2 separate regions of the Homo sapiens genome follow, and region 2 is linked to region 1. A link is an interaction called in ENCODE POLR2A ChIA-PET data of the cell type or tissue named here. Cell type or tissue: MCF 10A. All regions are shown on one strand. Each heading gives the region's core, and the rest is flanking DNA. Links, peaks and the distances in the headings are about the cores only. Region 1 has its middle 95 kb from the start of SKAP2. Region 2 has its middle 5.0 kb from the start of SKAP2.

What was found. Peaks named below come from ENCODE experiments on the same cell type or tissue, not always from the same donor. Only the 100,000 strongest peaks of a DNase experiment are listed, where the experiment ranks them.
Region 2: POLR2A ChIA-PET joins it to region 1 with 5 read pairs; 4 of 35 experiments call an interaction of 5 or more read pairs at or near these places.

What each region holds. Positions count from the first base shown.
Region 1 is chr7:26,957,820-26,960,749 of GRCh38, forward strand. No RefSeq gene overlaps it. Among named protein-coding and RNA genes, the nearest start is that of SKAP2, 95 kb to the left of the region's middle. In MCF 10A, for the core only: no CTCF peak of the experiment used is centred there; a DNase peak (open chromatin) is centred at 1,252.
Region 2 is chr7:26,868,133-26,871,062 of GRCh38, forward strand. No RefSeq gene overlaps it. Among named protein-coding and RNA genes, the nearest start is that of SKAP2, 5.0 kb to the left of the region's middle. In MCF 10A, for the core only: no CTCF peak of the experiment used is centred there; a DNase peak (open chromatin) is centred at 1,179.

The DNA of each region.
Region 1 (2,930 bases), core at 226-2,725:
ACAATATTTATTATGCCAGTTTAAAGACTAAAACCTATTAATAAATTTCCTGCCCAAGTCTTCAAAATTGTTCTCACTCTCCTTCAATCTTCCAGCCTCAGACAATGAGATTATATATACACATACAATCATCCACTGAGACAATTGGGTTACATATACCAGTTTTATACTTCCTCTAGGGCTTTCTAGCATTGCTTGAAATCTAATAGGAACGGAATATTATGAAGGAAAATGAGTCTGTACAGTCCACTTCAGACTTAATTTCATGCAATGTATTTAAAATACTCCTATAATTTACTTGAATACCTATGCCCACTATATAATAAAGAGAATGAGTAGTATGTATCAATAAAGAAACAGAAAAGGAATTGGTGCCCCCAGCCCTGACCCCTAGTGGAGTCAACAAACTGCATGGCAAATTATTACTATTTCTCCACCCCTGCATGGTCAATCTCACATTGAATAAATTTTCTCTAATATATATTACAAAACATCAGGCATATCAACCTGGTTTCTTAAATAAAATTGGCACCATAGCCTATAGAATGTAGCCTGATATTCAAGGTCAGCTCCACACACCCCCATACATAGTCCCAATCTTTTCCTACCATATCTCTCAGCACTTGCTTATAAAAACTCTCCACTCCAGCCAGCCTAGTATACTCCCCATTCCCCTGCATATTCTCATTTCTCTTATATCAGGCCATCTGGAAAGTAAATGGAATGTCATCCCCAATAAAACAATTTGAACAACAAAGTAAAATACTATTGGCTTATAACCAAAAAAAAAAAAAAATCTGAGTCCATACTGATATAAATAAATGATTAAATAAACAAATAAAAGAACAGACTAATCTCCCAATTAGAATAATTCCCAATAATTTATGTAAATACTCCATCCTCAAAGAAGTAAACATAATTACCCATTCTTTAAGTGTGAGCTGCACACAGTGACTTACTTTGAAAGAGTACAGTATTAAAAAGGGGGAAAAGACAGTAACTTCACAGTAGAGAAACCTAATGAACACTACCTCAACTGGATGATGACTATCATCTACAGTGATTAGTCATTTTGATATTATGTACTCGATATAATATGATAAAAATAGTACTTAACCTGTGTTAAGTCAATAATACTATTGACCCTCTGACAATATGTCAGAAGGAGGATCATCTGCTTTGGGCGATCCTGATTCATCAAGCCATGATGATGCTGATGGCTGGATGTCAAGGAGCAAAGGACATCAATGACTAACAGGCGAGTAGCTTCTACAGCGTGGATACACTGGACAAAGGGATGATTCACATCCTGGGCAAGATGGAGCTGGAAGGAATGAGATTTCACCCTGCTACTCAGATCAGCGTGAGATTTAAAACTTAACAAATTGTTTATTTCTGGTATTTTCTATTCAATATCTTAGAACTGTGATTGACTGTGGGTAACGGAAACTGCAGAAAGCAAAAGTGTGACTAAGGCGACTACTGTATTTGAAATAGAGGAAACTGGTTATATGAGTGATTAAAAGGATAAAACGCAAATTGAGGCAGCCTGCGATAAGCAAAAGCAGAAAGCCAGTGCAATGCCACCCCCTAATCTGGAAGGCCAAGAGAAGAGGCAGTGTTACTGGAGCCTGGAGAGTGGCATCACTTCATAGAAGCCAGAACCACAGGCAGAGTCTAGAGGAGCCACAGACTTCTTAAGAGTTGTTGCCTAAGGCAGAGAGGGATTGAGAGAAATACAAGGGCTTCTTCCTTCCTCTTGACTTTTAGCCTACCACTTCCATTCAAAAACCAAGAGTATCTACTGTCCTGTAACACAGGCCAAGCAGAGAAAAGGTGGGGAATGAATCTATTCAGTCAGGTCTACACAATAAGCTACCACTTTAGGACTATTTCTAGCTTGATGTACAGTTAGGTCTGGGCAGAGCCAGCAGATTGATTAGTTCTTTTTATTTGGAATTTTCAAAATGTTTTTTATAAGCACTTTCTGTGGTGAACATGAATGCTCATTCCCATCTTATAAATGGAAGGTTGAAATAGGGAGAGCTGTTTGTATGAAATCTCAAAGGTCAGTGACAGAGCTGGGGAAAGGATGAGTATTTGTTTAAGTTGCAGCATTATTTTCTGTTGTTTCATTTTTTTTCTCCATTTTAATTATGCACAGGGTCACTGAAAGAGTTGAAACTAAAACTGGAAGCATAGTACCTTGTCCAATTAAACTACCAAACTTAGCTTTGGAATAGAGTGGTTTGATTGTTTCCTATAAGGCCAAGATTTGCTCTGAACAAAGCTATAGGTCCACACATTCTAACAAAGAAAACAAATAAAAAATACAAACAGAGTAGTTAACATTTTATAGTTTCTGCTAATGTTATGTTACTTTGGAGGCAGGCAGCCCAGACTCAAATGAAAACATACCAGAGTAGGAAAGTAGAAAAAAGAAACAAACATTTAACAATTTTAAGAATATGCCTTATCTTTTTGAGAGTCTTATGCCATCTTAAAGGGTATTTATATTACCAAAAGGCCCCTAGAAATTGAGTAGACCCAAGGAAACACCACAGCCTCTCACTCTATGTCTTGTGTTCTGGGTCAATTAGATTCTGCTTGTTTCTGTGATACTCTGAGAATCCAGAGTATCTTTAATTTGGGTTGAAACAGCAGATATCAGACTACTATTCTTATCTGCAGCCACCCTGCTTTCTGATCTCCTTGAGACCCAGGGCAGCGAGACCCAGAGCAGCAAACACAGGGGAATGTGATTGTCTTCAAGGACATTGGGACATTGTAAATTCATGGTAGAGCTTTGAAAAGCTATTAAATTCCTAGGGTGCTAAACCAGGAGGTAGGGAGTAACAGTGGTGGTAACAAGAATAACTCTTAGGAAGATAGGGAGCATGTTTTACGCTTCCAAAATGCTCTTCTTGAGG
Region 2 (2,930 bases), core at 131-2,630, 90 kb before region 1:
GGATTGACTCCAGTATTGAAAGAAGTTCTACTGTGGGTAAAATGCTAGCAAACAACATCACATGCCACAGAGAAATCGTTCATGAAAGGAAGAGTCTCTCAAGGCAGCAAATTTCATTTTTGTTTTATTTTAAGAAATTGCCACAGCCATCCCAGCCTTCAGCAATCACCACCCTGATCAGTCAGCAGCCATTCACATTGAGGCAAGACCCTCCACCAGAAAAAAGATAACATGCTGAAGACTCAGATGATCATTATCATTTTTTAGCAATAAAGTTTTGGGGGTTTTTTAGAGATGGAGGTCTCTCTATGTTTGCCCAGACTGGCCTGGAACTCCTGGGCTCAAAGGATCCTCCCACCTCAGCCTCCTGAGTGGCTTGGGACTACCGGAATGTACCGACATGCCCAGGTGCAATAAAGTATTTTTAAGTAGGTGTGTTAGTTATTTTTCCAGACATAATGCTACTGCATACTTAATAAACTACAGTAAACATAATGCTTATATGCACTGGGAAACCAAAGTATTTGTGTGACTCACTTTACTGCAATAGTTGCTTTATTGGTTTGGTCTAGAACCTAACCTGGAAAATCTGTGAGGTATGCCTGTTTGTGTGTGTGTGTGTGTATACACTCATGTATTTATTACATATATGTACGTATATACATATTTATTACATTCAAGTGCCTCTTAACCATTAAAATCCCTCAAAACCTGGTGCGGAACCATCAACGAAAATGAAGTCGCTGAAATCCCTGAAGAACACAGAATAGAGGCTGAGGAGGAAGGCTTCAGACAGAAACTTCCTAGGCAAAGCATTTAGTGAGTATACACTGTGTATTTCTCTTAGTGAAAATATCATTGACAACATGAGTCATTGAGATGCCCCCTGCCACACCCTCCATCTCTGCTTGGCAAGGCACGTTTTCAAAACCACGCAAATGTCAGCTTCTATATTAAGCCTTCACTTAGATTTCCCTTGGTAGAGATAGTGGCTCTTTCCTAGAAGTTACTATTATATCTTACATTGTTCCTGGGCTCCAGTCACATTGTAAATTGTTTATTCCTTTACCCTCCAACTTTCACTAGATCAAACTATAGTTTTCATTAGAATCACAGAGAGAACCTATTACATTGTGAATTCTCAAATCCCATCCCCAGAGATTCTGAGTCAGTCTTTTTAGGGTGGGGCCTGAGAATCTGCGTGTTAAACAATCCTCAGCTGTAGCTCATGCCTGTAATCCTAGCACTTTGGGAGGCTGAGGTGGGTGGATTGCCTGAGCTCAGAAGTTTGAGACCAGCCTGAACAACATGGTGAAACCCCATCTCTACTAAAATACAAAAACTTAGCTGGGCGTGGTAGCATGCACCTGTAGTCCCAGCTATTCGGGAGGCTGAAGCAAGAGAATTGCTAGAACCTGGGAGGTGGAGATTGCAGTGAGCCGAGATTGCGCCACTGCACTCCAGCGTGGGGCAACAGAGCAAGACCCTGGCACTGAAAAAAAAAAGTCCTCATAGGTGAATGCAAGACATCATGAAATTTCATTTTAAGAATCACTTTGCTACTTCCCAGCTCCTACAGGGCACAAAATTTGTTGTAACTTATCTTTCATCCTCAGCTGGAACCCTAAACCTAACACAGAATAACAACTTTATTAATAGTTCATCAAAAACACTTCAGACAGTCTAATAAAAAATTAGAAAGTCAAATGCAGTATGACATTTTTGTGTAATTCTCTGAGATAAAAGTAAACTAGTTATAAAAGAAAAAATAGAGCATTTTCGAGTCTGTATCTTGCCTCTCAAAACAAACAAACAAATAAAAGACAAAAACTTTACGGCTGAAGTAAAACATGCAAAAATAACAACAAAAAAAGACACCCCTGCAAACAAACCCATTCCCCAAAATGGAATCTGAAATTCCTACCCAGATTTTAAAATGTGATGAATTATAGAAAGAGCACTGAAAATTTGAATTGTTTTTGGTGGAGGTAAAAGTAAATAAATAGTCATTTTACAATATACGTCTTCCAACTTCAAAGAATTGAGAACTATTTTTCTTAAGCTACAAAATTATCTTCCTTCCTAAAGAAGAAAACAACTATTTCATGGACATTTTATATTAGGGAGGATTCTTCCTCCTTCTACAGTTATCACACATAATTCTTTGTCTTGTCACATTTTTTATTAAACCAGGTTTCCAAATGTCCCAATCCTTTGTTTCCTTCTGATAGAACTGAACCTGTTTTTAAATTCCTGTGTCTCATTTATTTACTTATACTCCACTCATTCCACTAAGGAATTGAGGTGATTTGCTCTTGTATCAAATAGACAGCTTTCTGGAGTGGATCAAATGGACAGTGTCTACACTGCTCATTATGACAAGTCATTCTTGTTAGTGAGAGACAGGAAACTATTAAGATTACCTTAAAATATATAGCATCTCATAGTCCAAATAAAAAAAGGCAATAACAGAAAATGGACTTTTTGTGTGAAACACATTTTCCCTATTTAGGAAGCCATTCTCAGACACAGGTCCATGATAGATTCACTTGGGCAATGCTTTGTATAGTCTATCATTTTTACTGTTTATTGTTAAAGTTATTGAAATTGATTATAAGATGGAAAGTGTAATAAAGAGAAGTTAGGAGAAATACATTCTTATTTCTCTTGTTTCCATAACAAAAACCAAGAAGTAAATCAAATCATACTTTACATTCTTTAAACTAGTCATATTAGGTTGAAAAAAAAGAATAATAAATGTAACTTTAAATCTCAACCTAAGAGAGGTAATGGCCTCCCTACCATTCTACAAAGGAGAGACTAGACTCTGATAAAATCTTATGATTTGTCTTCCCAAAAGTAGATCCTCCAGTTCAAAGATATATGTATATATCCCTATAACTGAAGCTAACTGCCTTTCTTATGTTCTT